2 separate regions of the Homo sapiens genome follow, and region 2 is linked to region 1. A link is an interaction called in ENCODE POLR2A ChIA-PET data of the cell type or tissue named here. Cell type or tissue: GM12878. All regions are shown on one strand. Links, peaks and the distances in the headings refer to the core of each region. The heading gives the core; the rest is flanking DNA.

Region 1 (5,379 bases), core at 79-5,078:
CCATTCTCAGCCATTGCCTAAGAAATACTCTGTCTTGCAATTTCTCATTTCCTTCTTTACCCTGAGAGTCTGAAAAAAAAATCACAGCTTCAGCAAAGCATAGATAGATTCTGGCCTTTGGGGTCAAAACGACTTGAGTTTGCAAAACAGATGCTTCCTTTCCTAACTGTGTGACCATAGGAAGGTGACTTCACCTCTCTGTAAACTAAAGAGAATGCTAGTCCCTCCCTCCCAGAGTCAGTGAGAATTTAAACAACTGCACATGAAGCTCCAAGCAGAGAACATAGTACATGGTGCTTGATCAGAAGTAACCACTATTGCTGCTGCTGCTACTGCAGCAGGCACTGTCAGTATCCCACCCACATCCCCTTGGCAACCACTGACCTGACAGCTTCCTATTGCAAGTACCTGTGACTGTCTGCTGTCTCTGGCCACCGGATATGATCAGCTCACATACAGGACATATAGAAAGTGTCAGGGGCAGTTCACTATTCACCCCACCCCCCAGCCCTCAACCAATGGCTGACAGGAGGTGGTGAATAAATACCTCAGCTCCCTCACGTCTTGGATGAAACAACTAAAGGTATGAGGTATGCCCTACACAGCCTCCCAGAGGTCCCCAGCAGGACTGAGCTCATTGCCCACCATGTAACCTGCTCATTCATACACCTGCATTGGGTCCTTTTCTTCCCTGGCTAACTTCCCACTCCCCTCCTGTGGATCATCTCCTCTAGTAAATTACCTGCACTAAAGTAATTGTCTCAGGGTCTGCTTCTGGTGGAACCCAACCTAAAACATGTATTTCTAACCCAAGTTTCAGGGACCCTCAGGCCCTGGCTTTGTGTCTTTGGAGTCCCTCTGAAAGCACCAACCTCCTCCTCTTCCAGTACTCTCTTCAAACTTCCATTCCCACCTTACCAGAGAGGCTGCTGGATGTGATTGCCTCAGGGTGTTGGTGCCTGGAAATGCCAAGTACTTGATCTCCGTGAACTTTTCTTTTTCTCTTTCTTTTTCTTTCTTTCTTGCTTGCTTGCTTGCTTGTTTCTTGCTCACTTTTTTTTTTTTTTTAACAAGGTCTCACTCTGTTACCCATGCTGGAGTGCAGTGGCCTAATCATAGCTCACTGCAGCCTCAAACTCCTGGACTCAAGGGATCCTCCCACCTCAGCCTTCCTAGTAGCTAAGACTGTAGGTGCATAGCACCATGCCCAGCTAATAATTTTTTTTTTTGTAGAGATGGGGTCTCACTGTGTTGCCCAGGCTGGTCTCAAACTCCTGGTTGGGCTCAAGTGATCCTCCCATCTCAGCCTCCTAAAGTGCTGTGATTGCAGATGTGAGCCACCATGCCCAACACCACCCCCTCACCATCATGATCTCTTTTCTCTGCTTACCACCTAGCCTGAGACCCACACGAGAGAAAAGCCACACCCCAAGTTGGACAAATGCCCACTGCATGGGGCATCTTTCTTGTATGTGAAGGTCAAACTTGAGGTTTTCAGGTTTAGGTCAAGAATTAAAAAAAGAAAATCAATGGAGCCCTTTTTACAAAGTAAGTCAAGGGAGGAACTTCAAAATACAAAATAGGTAACTAGGAGTTGTGACCCTGACCTTCATCCTCAAAGCTGCCTCCTTGCTTTCTGCTGTGGCTACTGAGAGCTGGAGGAGGTAGGGTTGCCAGTTAAAATACATGACACCCAGTCAAATTTGAATTTCAGATAAACAAGGAATAGCATTTAGTATGACTATGTCCTATGCAATATTTGGAATATACTCATGCTGAAAAAATTCTCCATGTTTATTTGAAACTCAAATTTAACTGAGCTTGTGGTTTTCGTTTTCATTTGTTCCTTTGTTTTTGCTAAATCTGACAACTTTACCTAGGATCCCCTAATAAATACTGTTTAAAACCACTTTGTCTGTGGTTGTCCCTTAAATGGGCCTGGACTCTGGCAGTCAGATTCCTCCAAGAGTTTTTTAAAGGGCCCACCCAGGACAGGACAGGGACTTGGATGGTGTCTGCATCCCAGTGGGGTCTTGGTCACCTTGAAATGGAGCAAAACTAGGGTAAATTTGAACTCCAGGCTTCCGGCTATGAAAAGGGGAGGTCACTTGATTCTTTTCAAGTGATTCTGCATAGCTGTGATTGCAACATCCTGGGACACAGAATGTAGAAACTGGAGCCCTGAGGTGTCACCATCAGCCAACATGGTGCTAGGGGATGTTTTTCTCTGTACTAGGTAGACTTGGTCATGTGGGAGCTAGAGACGGGAAAATTGGAGAAGCTGAGAAGTTACATGTGTGTGAATGTGCCTTCTTTGGCAAAAAATTGGAACTTGCTAAGAACCACAGACCCCTCCCCACCCACAGAAGACACAAGGAATATTCTGACTAAGGGAAGAATTTTTATGGACTCCTCATCTAAGAAGCATACCAATGAGCCACCCACCCATTCATCCACACATCCATCCAGCTATCCATTCATTCATTCAACAAATGCTTGCTAAGCACCTATTATGTGCCAAGTTTGATGCTGAGTGCTGGGCATAGAAGCCCTAAAAGGGACATACATAGTCCTGACCCCATGGATTTCCCCTATGTAATGGGAAAAACAAAGAAGGCTGTAAGCAACCAAAAAAATAAATAAACTGATTACAGAGTACAAGTTCTTTGCAGGATTCATATCCTGTGATCCTTAGTTCACTTTTTATTACATTTAAAAATGCTTTTGTTCATCCCTGTCTCCATTTCTGCCAGCAAAATTGAGCTCCAGGAACCAACTTTTTTGTGATAATATCAAACAATGACATTCCAGGGCCTGGCCTTAACAATGCAAAAGGCTTCACAATTAACAGAGGAAGGCTCAAAAGGCGATGAAGAGGAGAGTTCCTCTCTCCTGTAGTCACCATGGGGCAGATATCTTCCTGCTTCACAAAATGAGCTTCAAAGAATTCGATTTGATAAGATGTGAAATTGAGAACATTCTTAGGAACATGCAGTCTCATTTTTCAGTGCCATATGGAGATGCGTGTGAATATCTATAATTGTTAAGCAACTGGAACTGAAAGTACACTGTGAGCAAAGGGGTCCTGAGAAATTCTTAAGACGTTATTTTCATGTCCTGTGAAACTAACGTTCAAAGAGAGTCATGGCATTCTGATTGATTGCCTTACCTGACAATGGGCTGCCTGGTAATCATTGCAGTGAGCATCTCTGTGTTATCCATACAGAAATAGGTGTGGAACGGTAGAGTCAAATCAGAAGAGGAGTCACTGACACTTTCTTCTTCTTCCTCAAGACTGATTGGGGGGAAAGGCCTATGACTCTAATAGATTCCACATTTTTAATAAAAAGACTGGACATCTAGCTCTTTAAATAAATCATTTTAATTTGGTGGTTAGGAAAGATCATCTCTGATGAGATGGAAAAATGCTGAAAAGCTGAGACCCAAGGTTAAGAAATTCATCCATAAAGAGTAGGAAGAGGTTGGGCACAGTGACTCATGTCTGTAATCCCATCATTTGGAAGACCGAGGTGGAAGGATGGCTTGAGCCCAGGAGTTCGAGACCAGCCTGGACAACATGACAAGACCCTGTCTCTACCAAAAAAAAAAAAAAATGTAAATTAGCCAGGTGGCACATTCCTGTGGTCCCAGCTACTCAGGAGGCTAAGGTGGGAGGATCATTTGAACCCAGGAGGTTGAGGCTGCAGTGAACTGTGATCTCGCCACTGCATTCCAACCTACGTGACAGAGTGAGACCCTGTCTCTAATAAATAAGTAAATAGCAAAAATAAAATTAAAAAGAGAGAGAGCAGGAAAAAGAACATTACAGACACAAGAAACAGCAAGTGCACTCCAGCCTGGGTGACAGAATCACACCCTGTCCCAGAAACAAAAAACGAAAAACAGCAAAGGCCTGAGACAGGAGTTAGCTCTTGAGCATTTGAGACACCTAACAAAGTCAGCAGAAGTGGAACATAGAGAGGAAGCATGTGGAGATGAGGTGGAGAGGTCCATGATGGTCGGCACTCAAGGCTTTGTGGAGCATGCATTTTATTCTTCTGGTGACAAGAGTCAATAGATGGCTTCAAGCCAGAGAATGAGCTTTCACAAAGCAGGCTCAGTCACGCAGAAAGATCAGAATGCAGGATTGGTCACTGTTGGAGCTGACTTTTCATTCTGCATGCATGTCATGGCTCAGCACAGAAGGAGTTTGACTTCTCATAAAATTACCTGCACTTTGTAAATAATCTGACTCCCCTGGTCCAATAGAAGCAGAAAGAAAAAATGTTTAAAGCCAAAATAATACAAAACAAAAAAGAACCTGCTTACCCCTGAGAGCATGAGCATGAGGGACATGTTGTCTACTGCCAGCATGGAGTGGGAAATGAGTTTAGAGTTGGCCCTCCACAGGGGGGATTTGTGGTTCCTTGAAACTGTCAAATAAATTACCCATATTTAGTAACTGTAATGTTGTTTGGGTATTACACTCAATGGATTTGTCTGACACTCCAGGCATCTTATTTCCCCATCCATCAAACTCCCACTCACCATTATACACACAGCTGAATGGCTAAAGTGGAAGGAACTGACACCACCGAACGTTGGCAGGGATGAGGAGGAACTGGAATGCTCATCTATAGTGAGTGGAAGTACAAAATGGTACAACCATTTTGGAAAATTTTTAGCAGTTTATTAAAAAGTTAAACAAATTTGTCATATGACCCATTAATCTTGCTCTCAGAAATTTACCTAAAAGAAATGAAAATATATCCTCAAAAAATCTTGTGCAAAAATGTTCATAGCTGTTTTACTCATTATAGGCAAAACCTACAAATACGTCAGATTTGCAGGAGAACAGATAAACTGAGGTATATTCATAGCATTCAGCAATAAAAAAAGAAATGAGTGGTCCAGCATGATGGCTCAAGCTTGTAGTCCCAACACTTTGGGAGGTCAAGGCAGAAGGATTGCTTGAGCCCAGGAATTCAGGACTAGCATGGGCAACATGATGAAACCCTGTCTCTACAAAAAAATACAAAAATTAGCCAGACATGGTGGCCTGTGCCTGTAGTCCCAGCTATTTGGGAGGCTGAGGTGAGAAAATGGCTTGAGCCAGGGAGGTTGAGGCTGCAGTGAGCTGAGATCATGCCACTGAACTCCAGCCTGGGTGACAAAGTGAGACCCTGTCTCAAAAAAAAAAAAGGAAGTTGGGCACTGTGGCTCATGCCTGTAATCCCACCACTTTGGGAGGCTGAGGTGGGCGGATCATGAGGTCAGGAGATCGAGACCGTCCTGGCTAACACGGTGAAACCCCATCTCTACTAAAAATACAAAAAATTAGCCGGGCATGGTGACGGGTGCCTGTACCTACTCCAGCTA
Region 2 (5,379 bases), core at 321-5,320, 340 kb after region 1:
CTTGCAGTGAGCCGAGATCCAGCCACTGCACTCCAGCCTGGGGGACAGAGCGAGAATCTGTCTCAAAAAAAAAAACAAAAGAACTGCTTATATAAGTCATTGTCATTCACGTGATGAGCCCCTGCTTGATACCTGGTAAGATTAAATTGCAACCCTCATGCTAGTGTTTCCCATACTTGGCTGATGATACAATTCACCTGTGTGGTTAGTTAAACTGGTCCCTGGGTCCTGCTTTAGACCCAGTGAATCAGAATCTCCGTGGAAAGGGCTCAGGACTCCGTTTATGTTTGGAAATCACGGCCTTAAATGGTTCTCACATTCAAAGTGCATTTGAGAGCTTGTTAAAAGGCTTATTCCAGGCCCGCCTCTCAATGATTTTGCTTTGGGAGATCTGGGTTAGATTCGGGAATGTGTGAACACACCTAGGTTTCCATGCTGCGGTGACTGGCTGGTTGGGGGTCTTTCTTAGTAGCCCTGAAGGCGGGAAATTTACAGTCATGAGATGCGGGTTCAAGTCCTAGCTTTGTCTTGTACTAGCTGTGTGGCTTTGGGAAAATCACTTAACTTCTCTGAGCTTCTCCTTCCACATCTGTAAAACAGGTAAGATGGCTCACCTATCTTAGACAGTGGTCATAAGACTTAACAGAGGTGATTCAGGGGAATTGTTTTTTTTTTTAGGTAGATAAAATTCACATAACATAAAATTAACCATTTCAAAGTGTTACAATTCAGTGGCATTCAGCATATTCACAATGGTGCGCAACCATGACCTCTGCCTAGTTCCAAAACATGTTCTTCATCTCCAAAACAAGCCCCATACTCAGTAAGCAGTCCCTAGACAACCACGACTCTGCTTTCTGTCTCTATGGATTTACCTATTCTAGATGTTTCCTAGAAACAGAACCCTAAAACATGTGACCTTTTGTGTCTGGCTTCCTTCACTCAGCATAACGGCTTTGAGGTTCATCCATGTTGTGGTATGTGTCAGTATTTCGTTCCTTTTAATGGCTGAATAATATTCCCTTTTTTCTGCCACACTTTTGTTTATCCATTCATCAGTTGGTGGGCATTTGGGTTGTTTCCATCTCGTGGCTATTGTGAATAGTGCTCCTATAAACATTCTTAGACAGGGTTTGCTTAAATACCTGTTTCACTTCTTTTGGAAATATACCTCGGAGTGGACAAACTAACTGGGAAAGTAGTTTTAAGCCTCAGAGCTGGGGTTCATGAATAAGGCATTTGGGGATCCACTGAAGTTAGGGGTTCCCAAGTAGAGACATAAAACTTCATGCTTCTGTTCCTTCTGGAGGGCAAATTCGAGCCTTTTGCCTGATTCTCAAAGGGGCACTAAAGCAATAAAGGTTAAGATCCACTGGCCTAAAACACTGAACATATTTCCGTTACTATTACTGATTGTGCACTTCAAAAGTCCAGATAAACGAATCCAAATTTTACTTAGTGTGTTACAACTTAATTTTAGTGATGAGTGTTCAATGGATTCTAAGATGCAATTTTCTCACTTCACCATCTGGGAGGTGGGGGCGAGGCTTAAAGCAATAATGTGTAATAATAGCTGCCACCAGGTGGCGCTCACGATTCCCCGTGTGCACAAACTGGGGGCGTTAAGAGTATTAGGGTTTGCAGAACGCCAGGTAACGCCCTGGGAGATCACCCTGTAGGCAGTGGAGGAACACTCCTAACCCATGGGAACTAACTGGTTGTGAGGAGGCAGTGCAAGAGGTGGGAAATAATTAAGCAGGGTTCTCTAAGCAGGGGTCAAAAGCAGGCAGAGGTCAGATGCGGTAATCCCAGCACTTTGGGAGGCCGAGGTGGGAGGATCGTTTGAGGCCAGGAGTAGAGACCAGCCTGGGCAACATAGCGAGACCCCCATCTCTACAAAAATAAAAAAATTTAGCTGGGCGTGGTGGCGTGCACTTGTGGTCCCAGCCACTCGCGAGGCTGAGGTAGGAGGATAGCTTGAGCCCAGGTGGTTGAGGCTGCAGTGAGTAATGATCACGCCACTGCATTCCAGCCTGTGCAACAGAGTAAGACCCTGTCTCCAAACAAACAAACAAACAAAAACAAACAAACAAATCAACAAAAACCAGGCTGGATCACAGGGCCGGGACTAGGGCAAGGCGAGAGCTGTCTAGGGCGAGAAGTGTACGGAGACTCTTTTTTTAAGGCTGTTCTACGGGACGCTTGGTCACCTCCTTACATTTTTCACCTCAGGCACCTCTTTTGCCTCAGACTCGTCCCAGCCCTGCCTCAATGTAACTGCAAGCCCCTTGTATCAAAGACTTTAGTTCGTTATGGACGTTCCTACAGAATTCTGCATCCCTGATGCTTTAATGGGACAGGAGCTATGTATGTATGTAAATGTATATATATTTTAGTACACAATGACATTCAACAGGAGCGATATTGAGTGGAAAAATAGGATGTTGAAGACTTGGAGTAAAAAATGATTCTACAGCTGGGTGTGGTGGCTCATACCTGCAATCCCAGCTACTCAGAGGCAGAGGAGGGAGGATCGCTTGAGGTCAGGAGTTCTAGGCCAGCCTGGCCAACATAGCAAGACCCTGTCTCTACAAAAAAATTTAGTAATAATTTAGAAAATCAAAAGTGCCAGACTTTGAAGGTGGGGAAGTTTTAAATACACTGGAACCAGTTTATTTTGCTTGTATTTTGTTTGTTTGTTTGTTTGTTTGTTTGAGACAGAGTCTCACTCTGTCACCCAGGCTGGAGTGCAGTAGCATGATCATAGCTCATTGCAACCTCTGTCTCCTGGGATCAAGTGATCCTCCCACCTTAGCCTCCCAAGTAGCTGGGACTACAGGCACACGTCACCACATCAGGTTAATTTTTGTATTATTATCATTATTTTGTTTTTGTAGAGACAGTTTCACCATGTTACCCAGGCTGGTCTCAAACTCCCCGGCTCAAGCAATCCTCCCACCTCAGCTTCCCAAAATGCTAGGATTACAGGTGTGAGCCACTGCACCTGGGCTGCTTATATTTTCATTTGAACATTTTCATAATTGTGATATATGATAAAAAGCTTAAAGACCTTTATGTTTTCATTTTTTAGATAGAATCTCGCTGTGTCACCCAGGCTGGAGTGCAGTGGAGCCACCTCGGCTCACTGCAACCTCTGCCTCCTGGATTCAAGTGATTCTCTTGCCTCAGCCTCCCGAGTAGCTGGGACTTCAGGCATGCACCGCTACGCCCAGCTAATTTTTTTGTATTTTAAGTAGAGATGGGGTTTCACCATGTTGGTCAGGCTGGTCTTGAACTCCTGACCTCAAGTGATATGCCTGCATCAGCCTCCCAAAGTGTTGGGATTACAGGCGTGAGCTACTGTGCCTGGTCAAAAGCTCCTTTAGTAAGTAAAAATAAAAATGCTAAGCCAGGAGAAGACATTGTGTCATAGTATAATTGGCAGCATGTTTTTTTCTTTTTTAGTGGTGCATAAAGTCATGGTGACATCTTAGATTTAATGAAGTACAGCAGCTCAGCTCTATTATTTTAAAATTTAATTTAATTTTTTTGAGATAGAGTCTCGTTCTGTCCGGGCTGGAGTGCAGTGGCATGATCAAGGCTCACTGCAACCTTGACCTCCTAGGCTCAGGTGATCCTCCCATCTCAGCCTCCCGAGTAGCTGGGACTACAGGTGTGTGCCGCCATGCCTGACTAATTTTTTTTTTTTTGGTAGAGATGGGGGTCTCACTATGTTGCCTCGGCTGGTCTCGAACTCCTAGTCCAATTTTTTAGAGCAAGTTCAGAACTCCTGTGAGCCAGGAGCCTGACATCTCCAGGCCCCGTGGACCCTGTGTGGTGAGTAGGTTTCTTTACCTTTACACACGGGCAGGGGCCCGTTCCAGTGGGATGGCTGTCCCAGGATGCAGCGGATGGTCACTTCACCCATGAGCTCAAAGCCTTCGTAGCACATGAAGGTGAGGGACTCTCCTGGCAGGTAGAGTCGCTTGTACAGGATTTGGTATCCATTTTCAGGCAGCCCTGGGTTGTCACATGCCAGGGACTCCTCCGCTGAAATGCAAGCCAGAAGGAGCTCTGATGAGATGATGCAAATCTTTGGGGAGTCCTGCTCAGAACCCGTGTGATCTAGCTTTGGTCAGCCTCTCCAGCATCCTCTCTCTGCATCCCCACCTTGCATCAGACTGTTTTCTATTTCTCAAACTGTTCTTTCTGTCTTCCACCTCTGGGCACAGATTACATACAGGCAAGGTAGAATGAAGTTGGCTGAGGAATCAAGGTTAAAATATGAGTTCTGTTACTTGTTAGCTGTGTGATCGCCAGCAAGTGGCATAACCTTTCTGATCCTTAGTTTCCTCATTAGCATAACGACGATCAAAGTAATATCTATCTCCTAGGAATTTGGAGGACTAAAATAGGTAAGTAAGGAAATGCTTAAGATGTTTTGTTTTTGGCATGTCATACGTACTTAGTAAATGATGGACGGTGGTGGTGTTTAATTATGAAATCTTCTTCTTGCTTTTCACCTGACACCTAACCTGCGCATCCATTATGACTACGTCTTGTCTTTCAATACTCAATCTTCATTTCTCCTTCTCCAGGAAGCCTTCCTTGATGCCTCCTACCGTGAATTGAGTCGTCAGTCTTCTTAGTTTCTCCAGCACTGCATGCACTGTACTGTACTGAATTAGTTATCTGTTTCCCTCATTGGAGATGAGCCTATCAGAGCAAGCCTGAAGCTCAGGGCCTGGGAGCCTGGCAACAAAAGGCCTCAACTATTACAAATAAGCCCATACTGCCATCTGGTGACTGCTCTCTTCAGCTGCAGACACAAAGTACCCGGTAGCCTAAGACACCCAGGCTGGAGTGCAGTGGTGCAGCACGGCTCACTGCAGCCTTAACCTCCCAGGGTCAAGCAATTCCCCTGCTTAAGCCTTCTGAGTAGCTGGGACTATAGGCGTGTCCCGCCACACTCGGCTTTTTTTTTTTTTTTTTTTTTAAAGTAGAGACAGGGTCTTGCCATGCATCCCAAGCTGGTCTCAAACTCCTGGGCTCAAGCAATTCTCCTGCCACAGCCTCCCAAGGTGTTAGGATCACAGTATTTACTGGAGAGTTGAACCTGCAGGTTTAACCCATTCCAGGCCGCATGTGAGATCTAGTCCTTTTTCAGCACCTGGATGGAATGGACAGCCAGCAAATTGCTTCACACACAGGACTACAAATCCTAAAACATTCTAAACTTTATTATTTAAAAAATTTTAAATTGTAGTAAAATCTACATAACATAAAACTAACCATCTTAACCATTTTAAGTGTACAGTCCAGTAGGTTAGTGTACTTTTACATTGTTGGGCAACTTATGTCCAGAACTCTTTTCATCTT

Evidence for each region. ChIA-PET counts read pairs that join two places held together with the same protein. Peaks named below come from ENCODE experiments on the same cell type or tissue, not always from the same donor. Only the 100,000 strongest peaks of a DNase experiment are listed, where the experiment ranks them.
Region 2: POLR2A ChIA-PET joins it to region 1 with 8 read pairs; 1 of 35 experiments calls an interaction of 5 or more read pairs at or near these places.

What each region holds. Positions count from the first base shown.
Region 1 is chr22:26,706,520-26,711,898 of GRCh38, reverse strand. The region is part of intron 1 of MIATNB (MIAT neighbor); the gene reads right to left. Among named protein-coding and RNA genes, the nearest start is that of MIATNB, 36 kb to the right of the region's middle. RefSeq lists enhancers at 2,957-3,056, 3,077-3,126. In GM12878, for the core only: no CTCF peak of the experiment used is centred there; DNase peaks (open chromatin) are centred at 298, 3,088 and 4,088; H3K27ac peaks cover 5,000 bases.
Region 2 is chr22:26,364,043-26,369,421 of GRCh38, reverse strand. It overlaps SEZ6L (seizure related 6 homolog like), which reads right to left. Exons shown (of 17, transcript NM_021115.5): 13 at 3,856-4,050. Among named protein-coding and RNA genes, the nearest start is that of ASPHD2, 63 kb to the left of the region's middle. RefSeq lists a silencer at 1,542-1,661. In GM12878, for the core only: CTCF peaks have their summits at 1,578 (motif pointing right) and 4,797 (motif pointing left); a DNase peak (open chromatin) is centred at 4,801.